2 separate regions of the Homo sapiens genome follow, and region 1 is linked to region 2. Evidence: chromatin loops called from intact Hi-C (ENCODE). Cell type or tissue: chondrocyte. All regions are shown on one strand. Links, peaks and the distances in the headings refer to the core of each region. The heading gives the core; the rest is flanking DNA. Region 1 overlaps DCLK1 (doublecortin like kinase 1). Region 2 overlaps CCDC169-SOHLH2 (CCDC169-SOHLH2 readthrough).

Region 1 (5,383 bases), core at 133-5,132, 150 kb after region 2:
AGTCACTGAGAATTCGATGTGCACTCTTTCTGGTAACAGAACTGTGCCATCCTTCCCTATGGCCCTGCTTGTTTTCTTTTAGTTTATATCAATTTGGAAGGAAATCCCCAAACTCCTAGTGTTGGGAGAATGATCACTGCCTTTAAGAATAAAACACAAACTTCAAAAGTGAGTTTGGCCTTTATAATTTACAAAATGTTGAAGAACTTAGTGAGTTGGTGTGAGTACTGGGAGTGTCTTCCACTCCACCCCCAAGACACACTCCCTTTTAGAAGACAAGAGAGCTCACTTTAAAACCATATAAATTAAAAAGTAAGAGCAGTTACCAATATCCTGGACAAAAATTGGTTCTGTTTAACAACTAATGCCTACAGGACTGGATATCAAGGGATCATTGTTTTAAAGTTATCTAACATCAAAATCAATGAAACCAGTTCAGAGCTGCCTATATATAACTGTTTTTGAAAAATGCAAATTCTGACTACTATGAGTTATTAAGAGGCAAGAAATAGTTTTCATATTTGGAGGGAAAAAAGTACACTGAACTCATTAACACTCCAGGTTTAAATCACACTTCATTTCTCCCTCCCCAGACCTTCAGTGGGGTCAGCAATAGACCCATAAGCAGGTAGATAGAATCACCAACATCAGAGGCCTGCTGACCACTGCTTCCTCTGTGTGCAGACGAGGTCTGGATCAGTTATGTGGCCTGTCCAAGGTCACTGAGCTAGTTAGGAGTGAGGGCTTACAAAATCCTGCTTCTCATGCTGAAGAGGAACCAGTTTCAAAGGAGCAAGGGATGGAAAACACCAGCTTTGGAGTTACAGTAAATCTGGGTTCAAATCTCAACCCCTCAGTTATAATTTTGGGACCCTGGATAAATTCCATATTCACCTGAATATTAATAATATTACCTACCTTGTTGGATTAATATGAGGTTTAGAAGAGAATTTTTAGCATATTATACAACTGGTTGATGAGTAATAGTGTCAGGTACCTCCTAGACCTTCAGTAAATATTGCTTTCTTTCACTTCATTTCTGGAGTACCAAATCTCTAGTCATGCTTTCAGGTGTGAAATTTTAGCCACTCTGAATGGATCAGAGGTCAGTTTACTGAGGGCCAAAGAAAGGTTGGGGAGACAGTGGTGCATTGGTGAGTGTTCACTGACCTTCAGAAAGGTGATGTCCATCTAATATGGTGGGACTTGGGGAGTGCTTGTAAGGTTCTTGCTCCAAATTTTCCATTTTCCTGATATTCTATTTCAACATGCCTGAAATTTTGTCATTAAAGTGTCTTTCCTTTGAATGCTTTGGTCTTTCCACTTTCTAGATTGTCTTGTTAAACCACAGATTCCCCTGCAAGGCTCCACAAACCTTTATCAACCAACCCCTCAGCAAGGATGAACTGGTCCTCCAGTCAGCTTGCTGTGGGGACCAGGGGGTACAGATGTACCTTTCAAAAGGTCATGAGATGGAGATCAGGAAGAAAGCAGGGGCCTCTCTTGCCAGAAAGGAAAGATTCTATTCCTGCTAGCTCTTTATGTGTCAGGGCCAGGAACACAAAAACAGATTTTATTAATAAAAAAATTAGTACTTATCACATGTCAGACACTATGATAAGAACTTCATGTGCATGAATTTATTTAATAGTTAATACTGACTGTGAGGTAGGTACTGTTCTCATTCCCATTTTGTGGTTGAGGAAATCAAGGCTTAAAGATGCTGAGCAAGTAGATTTTTCAAGCTTACACAGCTAGCATGGGGTCAAGTGTAAATCGACATCTTTAAGCCTCAATTTCTTCAATCACAAAGATAGTCTTAATGAAAGGAAGAACCAAGAAATGTACTTCCAAACATTTTTTCCTTTCTTGTTGTTCCTCTTCCTTCTCCTCCTTCTCTTCCTTTTTCTTCTTTTTTTAAACTCAACTTTTCTGAAGTACTAAATATAAGTAAATGAAGTATAGTGAATTTGCTTTTAAAAATATTGAATGTGTGAATATGTTGGAAAATCTTCTTTAAGTTGGTCCAACCTACAGATTGATTTAATTTGCTCTCCATCTGGCCATGGGGCACACAAACATTATGTAAAACTTTTACAATCTGACTGTTATGCTGCCTGCCCTCTCTTTCTGTCCCAGCCCACCATAGCTACTTCTCTTTCACTGTATGATGATATGAGAGCTTATTTTCTTCCTGCTACCAGGATTAGCCCTCTGCCCTGCAAGGAGCAGTGGGCTTTGGAGTCAGGGAAACCTGGAACAGAGTTGCTGGTACAAGCATTTCTCAACTGTATTACTTGGAGCAATTTAGGGGAAATTTTTCTGTGCCTCAGTTTCTTCTTTTGTAAGGAAGGACAATACTTTGGAAAGTTGTTGTGTCTATTGGGAATAATATCTGTTTGAAGCCTGATGAACCATGGGCAACCTAGGAGCTGCTTCTAACAAATTTGTGGCTGATTAATAAGCTGTTTCCACTGGGATCGGCCTCTTCTGCTGACAGCGTGCAGAGGAGCCTGTGTTTATTTTGTGGGAATTCACATCCCTTTCTCTTTCTGTCCCACTTGATAACTCATATTAAATGTGTCATCAGTTAAAGCAATATTTCCACCCAGCTGTTCTGAAGCAGACCCTTTGAAATCATGATCTCAAAATAACATCATCCCCAAACTTTGGGAGGCCAAAGGGGTTGGGGGGCGGGGGAGGATCACTTGAGGCCAGGGATTCAAGACCAGCCAGGACAATAAAACAAGACCCTCATCACTACTACTAAAAACAAGCAAATGAACAAAAAATGAAGGAAATTAACCAGGCGTGGTGCAGGCACCTGTAACCTGTAGTAGTCCCGGATACTCTGGGAGATTGATGCAGGAGGATCATTTGAGCCCAGGAGTGTGAGGCTTCAGTGAGTACTTCAGTGAGTGCCATCTCACTGCAGCCCGGTGACAGAGCAGGACCCTGTCCCTAACATAAAAAAAACAAAAACAAAAAAATATATATATATATATAACCTACATCAATATGTGTGTCTGCTTTTGTTTCTGGGGCTCGTAGGTCCTACTTGAAGTCCATCATGTCCTTCGGCAGAGACATGGAGCTGGAGCACTTCGACGAGCGGGATAAGGCGCAGAGATACAGCCGAGGGTCGCGGGTGAACGGCCTGCCGAGCCCGACGCACAGCGCCCACTGCAGCTTCTACCGCACCCGCACGCTGCAGACGCTCAGCTCCGAGAAGAAGGCCAAGAAAGTTCGTTTCTATCGAAACGGAGATCGATACTTCAAAGGGATTGTGTATGCCATCTCCCCAGACCGGTTCCGATCTTTTGAGGCCCTGCTGGCTGATTTGACCCGAACTCTGTCGGATAACGTGAATTTGCCCCAGGGAGTGAGAACAATCTACACCATTGATGGGCTCAAGAAGATTTCCAGCCTGGACCAACTGGTGGAAGGTGAGCGCTGTGAGATAACCCCCACGTGACCCTACAGGTTCCAGGCTCAGATTTCCAGTGTTGTAGCCGATTCGCATTTGCCCTCTGACAGTTGACATTCAGCCTTATGGCTGTGATCCTTATAGTTTCAGACATACGAATGTGCTATTGTGTAGAGTAAAAAGGAAAAAAAATTAATGGTATTGTCAGGTAGCTTATAATAATGTGCTAAGGGAAAAAGTCCCTAATTCTACAGCATTCTCTATTTTCTTTCTCATACCCATGCTGCATTAATTTTAAAAGTCCATTTTATCTCTTCAATCTCATAGTTTATATTCGTTTCTAAATGCAAATTAAACTTTTGCTATCACGATATCCGAAAGTACTTGAATTGAAAATGACAAATGGATCATGAAATTTTAGAGTTGAAAGGAACCTTAGATAGCTATCAAACCCATTAATTTTATCTTTGGAGTCTAAGGACCAGAAAATTCAAATGACATGTCGGTGGTTACGTGGTAAGATAGTGATGACCCTGGACCAAAACAGGTTTTCTGACAGCTCGTTCCACTGCGATGCTTCCTTTTGAGTTTAAAGGATTATTGTCTTTCTCTGATTTTTGAGGATATGCAGGGACTAATCTGTTCAGTTTAATTTTTTAAGTCCAATTTAGGTTAATAGTCATTATCTGTTTTAGACATTTAATGTGGAAATAGGACTGTTTGCGTCCACGGATGCAGCCTGGTATCTTATGCAAGCAGAGAAGGTCACCGACTCTGGGCTACACTTGCCTCAGGACTGACCCTGTTTGAACAGGGCATAAAGCCTGTCATTGCCTTAGAAATCATCGCCAATTAAAATGAGTTGGAGAAAAAAGACTGGGATTAAATGTATACCAAGGTGCAAAAAAAGCTAGCAGATCCTTTTTGGAGGGTTGATTTTTCTGAAATTGAGATCTCAAGGCCCTGATGATGAAGAAGTAGATGGCACAAAAGAATCTGGGAAAGGGAGGTTGGATGGAGTGTTGGAAGAGCTTGATTTCACCTTGAGTTCATTTTTACTCCAGAACTATTTGCTCAGGCCGTGTAACTCAACTGGGTCCAGGAGGGATGCCATATAATCCCTCCCTCTCTTGTGCAGGTAGCAGGAAGCACCCGTTGCAGCCCCGTTGGAGTTGGGGGCTGCTCTCCCCTGACCGCACACTGACAGAGCCCTCTTGTCCTGCTTTGTAACCAGTGTATGTATGTGATTCAAGGCTGGGGACTTCTCCCTTTTTGCTTCCCTTCATCCCTTGGCAGAAATGCCAGCCTGATCACAGTGTGACTGGCCTTGAGAGCGTGCAGAGGAGCCTGTGTTTATTTTGTGGGAATTCACATCCCTTTTCGGTGACTTGACATGCTGCCAACATGCCTGTGGACTTGGCCTTTTTCCTTCTATTCAGAGGGTGGAACTTCCAGTAAATTAAAGGAGAAGAATTAACATGAAATTTTACTGTTTCAGCTTTAATTTCTGTGCCCTGTCCTTTGCATGACCTTTGGAAATCCAAGGTTAAATGAAACATTTGGTGGTATAGTCTAGGGGATCTGGATAAAAGTTATACGCAAAGTCAGGTGCATGACCAGTCAACAAGCCGTCCCTCTGAGGGCCGGTAGTACTGTAGGGAAAAATATGGCAAGATCTCAAAGCACATCCTAAGACAGCCATGGGTTGACACCTCACTCTGTTCCAGAGTCACTTGTGTAGCATCTATGGGGGTTGGGGTACTTCAATCAGTTTCCCACCCAGAAATGATCTTTACTTAGAAGTGGCCGAAGATACTCCAATGACTCCCATCCACCAAGGAGAGGGTCTGGGAGGTGGTAGATGACAGTACTCCCTTCACATCTAGGGACCAGCAAAATTATGGCATGCTTGTCACCATCTTCTTTGTCTTTTACTGCAAAATAATGCTTTCTCTG
Region 2 (5,383 bases), core at 292-5,291:
CAGGCGTGAGCCACCTCACCCAGCTGATATTTAACCCTCTTAATAAAAAGTGCAGAACCTTTACTTCCCTTGAGCTAGTTGGGTGTACATTTTCTAGTCTCTAACATGTGCATTCACCAAAACGGGACTTAGTGCCTACCTGAAATTCCTTCCAAGAATTTCCAGGTATGTTCAGCAAAGACCTGTAGCCATATTAATATATATTAAAGGTATATTCTTTTTTAATTTTAATGTTTAAGTTCTGGGGTACATGTGCAGGATGTGCAGGTTTGTTACATAGGTAAACATGTGCCATGGTGGTTTGCTGCACCTATCAACCCATCACCTAGGTATTAAGTCCAGCATGCATTAGCTATTTTTCCTAATGCTCTCCACTCCCCCACCCTACCCCCTGACAGGCCCCAGTGTGTGTTGTTCCCCTCTCTGTGTCCATGTGTTCTCAATGTTCAGGCCCCACTTATAAGTGAGAACATGGGGTGTTTGGTTTTCTGTTCCTGCATTAGTTTACTGAGGGAAATGGCTTTCAGCTCCATCCATATCCCTGCAAAGGATATGATCTCTTTCCTTTTTGTGGCTGCATATTATTCCATGGTGTATATGTACCACATTTCCTTTATCCAATCTATCATTGATGGGCATTTGGGTTGATTCCATGTCTTTGCTATTGTGAATAGTGCTGCTTAATGTATACTTTTATATACATTATGTATGTATACTAATGTATATTAAAAGTATACGTTCTGAGGATTTCCCCAGAAATTTGGTAGGTCTGGAGTAAGGCCTGGACATTTGTATTTTTTTGGCAGACCTCACAATAGGCTCTATTACAGAGCACAACTTAAGATCAACAGATATAGGGGATGTATATCCCTCAGAGAAAGATGTGGAATACAGCCTTGCTTGTGATAAGTTACTGTAATGGCTCTTATCAACAAGCCCCACCATATCCCTGTAGTCAATTGTATTGCAAAGTGGAAGTCCTATTCCTTGACTCATTCAGAGTCATAAAAGTGATGACCCCTATTTTTCTCTTTCTCTAGTTTTCCTATCAGTACCCTCCCCCTTGTCCTCCACTACACCCAGGCAGCTTGGATCCTTCAGGGAAATCTCTCACCAGTGCATATGCTTAGTCAGTCAGATGGATCCTGTTCCTAAAGCTAACAAGACTAGCTGGTGGTGAAAAGAATGGGGGAGAAGGTGTAGAAACAGAGAAACATTATTTAGGAAAATACTTAATCTCATCTCAAACATTCTCTGGAAGACTCTTGATCAATTTGTAGAAAACCAATTCACAGGAAGCCAATTTGCCGAAATCCAAATCCTTGAATATGTTCTAATGAATATAATTTTATTTAGTAACATTTTAATAAATGTTTGTTGAAAACCCAAAACTTACGGAAATCATTTAGCATTTAGTATTATTATTGAAAATATTCTTAGAAAAAGAGTATATTTCAGGTTATAAGTTCACATATATGAATGATTTTCCTTAAAGCGAATTTTTAGTAAATTTGGAATCGTAGGTAGATTGGTCTCCCTGCAAATTAATCCTTTGATGAATTGGCTTTTTGAAATATTAATCTTTGCCTGTTTGTCTATATTCCCTTCAGACATATGTTTCAGCTTGCCATAGGACAAACAGGAGAAGAACATATTACAAAAGCAAGAGAAGCCTGAAGAAAGAGATGGTTTTAAGTCTTAGTTCTTTTAAACCATCGGGCCATTGTTTTTATCACACACCTGGCTCTTCAGAGAAGCAAGACTCTCCCCTCTATTATTCTCTGTTGTGGTCCATGTCATGTCCCACTCTCTGACTTCCAGTCTTATTACTCATTGACCTACTTATCTTTTCTTCATCCTGTTGCCCCACACCATTTTCCTGACTGTGATACTAATTTCTTTACCATGATTCAGATTCTTCTTTTAGCTGTGCTGCCTGATGGACATCCAGCCCTATTTGGGTCTTCCTGGGACCCATTACCTCACTGTACACCCAATTAGTCATGCTCCCACTGGGCTCACTGTGGTAGTTTATGCCTTTTGAAAATTCTTAGAAATGTTGTTTTTAATGCCTGATAACCAGTCATTAAAATTAGTGACACTAGAGCACTATTGACACGTGTAAGTATATATTTTTAAAGTATTGAGGTTATTAAAATGCTATAATCTCTGAGACTGCCTCCTGAGGTGTTCTGTGGACAGCCCTCACTGGGTTTGTGTTCTCTCCAAGATCAGAATGGTCAATTGATAGGTACATAGCTTCAAATCACAGACAGAAAAGTTAGTTTAAACAGATTTTATATGCAAATCTAGTAACAGTGCTGTCCACAAGGGGGCATTTGGTATTTAAGAATGTAGAAGGCTGTGTTCTTTCATTGTTGCAGTTGCCTATATTGAAAAGTACTATATATATAGGAGCTGTGCTTAACTACATTGTATTCTCCTGTTTTTTCTTTTGTAAGCGTTCAGTGGAGTGATTTTTTTTTTACTTTTTTTTTGTGTGTTTGTTAGCAATCATTGGTTTAAAAATAATATGCAGGCCGAGCGCGGTGGCTCACGCCTGTAATCCCAGCACTTTGGGAGGCCGAGGCGGGCGGATCACGAGGTCATAGATCGAGACCATCCTGGCTAACACGGTGAAACCCCGTCTCTACTAAAAATACAAAAAATTAGCCGGGCGTGATGGTGGGCGCCTGTAGTCCCAGCTGCTCGGGAGGCTGAGGCAGGAGAATGGTGTGAACCTGGCAGGCGGAGCCTGCAGTGAGCAGAGATCGCGCCACTGCACTCCAGCCTGGGCGACAGGGAGACTTTGTCTCAAAAAAAAAAAAAAAAAAAATGCAGCTAATGGAATTTTCTCTCTGCTTTGGATAGAGGTGAGGGACTTTTTTAAAAACCTAAGTATACTTTATTTCAGGTGTGTAAACAGTATCTTGAAATTTCTTATTCTTACCCTGTTGTTTCAATCTACTCTTGGAAAATGACCTTTAAAAAGCAAATTAAAACAAGATCGTAGGTGAAATATGTTATTGCTTGGAATGCTAAGAAGTTATTAGTGTCAGAAACAAAACAAAACAGCTCTTTTATGATAATAGAATTAGCTTTATGTATATGATTTTCGTTGTTGTTAATATCTAGTAGAATTTTCAGTTTAACTGTGGCGTTGCTTTGTCTTTCCAGGCTGCAGTTTTCTAGTATATTACCATTGATTTATATAATCAGATAAAAGCAGCTCCTTGGGAAGATCAAGAACATTAAGTTATGAACAGTCCAGTGAATTGGAAGTGATGGAATGAGAGAGTCTGTTCTTCTGTTTTAAAGATATCTAGTTCATTTTGGAGTCAGTAAAATAAGAGGGAACCTTAAAGTTATTGTAGTACAATTTTATACTTTTCAAGGATCTCTGGTATGTATATTTATAAGTGGATAATTACAAATATCTTCTTGTTAATGGTCCAGGTTACTTCATGATTGCTGTCGTTTTTGCAAAATCTATAATGTGTTTTTGTCGTCTCCCCAGGATAATTTATTTTTATGCTGGCCTTATTCCCATGAGATTGCCACAATGAAACATCCTAACTTCCTGAGTTATAGTATAATTTCAAAGCATAGTATGCCTAAAACACAACTCATAGGAAGCAGGTATAGAGAAGGAGAATGAAGTGGGTTATTCTGGGAATTCTGGGCCACACCAGCTGTAACTGTGTGTGGGGGCAATGCTGAGGCTAACTGCAGAAGAGAAAATACTTTGTGTCTCTCTGTTGAGCCTGGAGAGAATGAACACGCACAGAGCTGGGAGACAAAGTCATGTGTTAGAGGCTGGAGGAAGAAACCAAGGTGTTAAAGCTTAAAGATAATAGTGAAGAAAGAACGAAGGACAAGGCACGAAGACCACAACTGCTATGAAGCTGCTTCTTAATACATTTTCCACATGGTGCTTATAAAGCTTTAGAAATTAGTACATTACAAAAAAATTTTAAATAAAAACATTGATGGAATTTCTAACTCAAATACCAGGGTGGGTTGTTAGCAATCTCAAATGTGATCTATTTTAGAATTCACAGTTTTTGAGTATAAAATTATTATTTTTAAATCTTGTAGAATAGTAGAAATATTATTGAAGCGTAGTATTATTGTGCTTTAAAAAATGCAAATGTGCATAATTAGAATGTTCCCCATTTTAGTCAAAACATTTTTTGCTTGTGAAGCTAGTAAGTAAGGCAGTATGTGTGTGGGGCCTCAGGATATTTTTTTTATAACTATTACATCATTTGGTGTGTTCACTCTTACATGCTCCTATCTCACAAACCCATATTCTTCCCATGTATAAAACTCCTAAAGTACTCCCACCTGACAAAATCCAATAACAAATGTAAAATTGGAAAACTGTGGGTATAATTGGTGTAAGTAAAATCATAATTTTTTATCATAAATCACCAAAATAGGTGAAGTTGAGTTTGAATTGTGAAGAAAATGTTAAGAATAGGCACCCAGGGGCCTACTTTTACATTTGGATATGATATTTATTAGACAAGACATGATAGCTGATCATTGAAATTAATGGATAAGAAGAAATCTCAGCAGGTGAGTGATTTAAACAAATTTTGGAAGGCTCATAGCTGGAAGAATACAAATTGACTTGATAGAAGTTGAGGAAACAACAACAGAGTGCCTGCAGAGAAGAATATCAGTGAAAATAATGCATTCACTCTTCTGACCTGCTTAGTGCTTTAGAACTTGGCAGGTATGGAAGAAGGTGGGGGTGAGAAAGGAGCTGAAAACTGGGAGACAGTTGAAGATGAACACATGGAACAGTTGGTCACTGGGACCCCTCTGCCATCCCACGCAGCTGGGATACTCTCCTTCAGTTAGGAGTCTATTTTCTGGAGAAATTAAACTGCAATAGCTCTTGTACTTTGGAGTTTCAGACACAGAGACATGTGAGTGAGATAGAGGTCTAAGAATGATGGGATCAAATGAAAATATGCCGTTTGAATAATGGAACTCTCAGCTCTCTTCTCCTGCCCTACTCCATAAACCAGCAGCTAGGATTAAACCTTATGGGGTAGGAGATTGGAGGATTCTTCAGCAAAAAACCTGAAATGCCCTTTAGAAAAGTTAGTGTGTTGATTGGGAAGAAATAGGAAGAAAAAATGAGAGAAAAAATAATTTAAAAAAATAGAAAAGTTAGTGTGGTGACCCAACAATGAACCTCACAGACTTCCCAGGACAGGAAGGTTAATTGAGGACCCTAGGTGCTGGGCTTCAAAAAATTTTTACATGTGTTACTACTTTTGTATCAGGTTTATACTTCCTAAGGGCTATTCTCTGCCTATGATTAAGTGCAGTGGAGCTACTAAAGCAGACCCATTACTGCGAAACATGG

Evidence for each region. Hi-C counts contacts between places; a loop is a spot of excess contacts. Peaks named below come from ENCODE experiments on the same cell type or tissue, not always from the same donor. Only the 100,000 strongest peaks of a DNase experiment are listed, where the experiment ranks them.
Region 1: a loop joins it to region 2, with 2.0 times the contacts of the local background. A loop is called at or near these places in 8 of 110 quality-filtered maps.

The regions. Positions count from the first base shown.
Region 1 is chr13:36,123,825-36,129,207 of GRCh38, reverse strand. It overlaps DCLK1 (doublecortin like kinase 1), which reads left to right. Exons shown (of 17, transcript NM_001330071.2): 2 at 3,052-3,446. The coding sequence starts at 3,071. Among named protein-coding and RNA genes, the nearest start is that of DCLK1, 4.9 kb to the left of the region's middle. In chondrocyte, for the core only: no CTCF peak of the experiment used is centred there; a DNase peak (open chromatin) is centred at 3,172.
Region 2 is chr13:36,272,322-36,277,704 of GRCh38, reverse strand. All of the region lies in intron 2 of CCDC169-SOHLH2 (CCDC169-SOHLH2 readthrough), which reads left to right. All of the region lies in intron 4 of CCDC169 (coiled-coil domain containing 169), which reads left to right. Among named protein-coding and RNA genes, the nearest start is that of CCDC169, 23 kb to the left of the region's middle. RefSeq lists a silencer at 919-1,213. In chondrocyte, for the core only: CTCF peaks have their summits at 2,115 and 2,315 (motif pointing right); no DNase peak of the experiment used is centred there.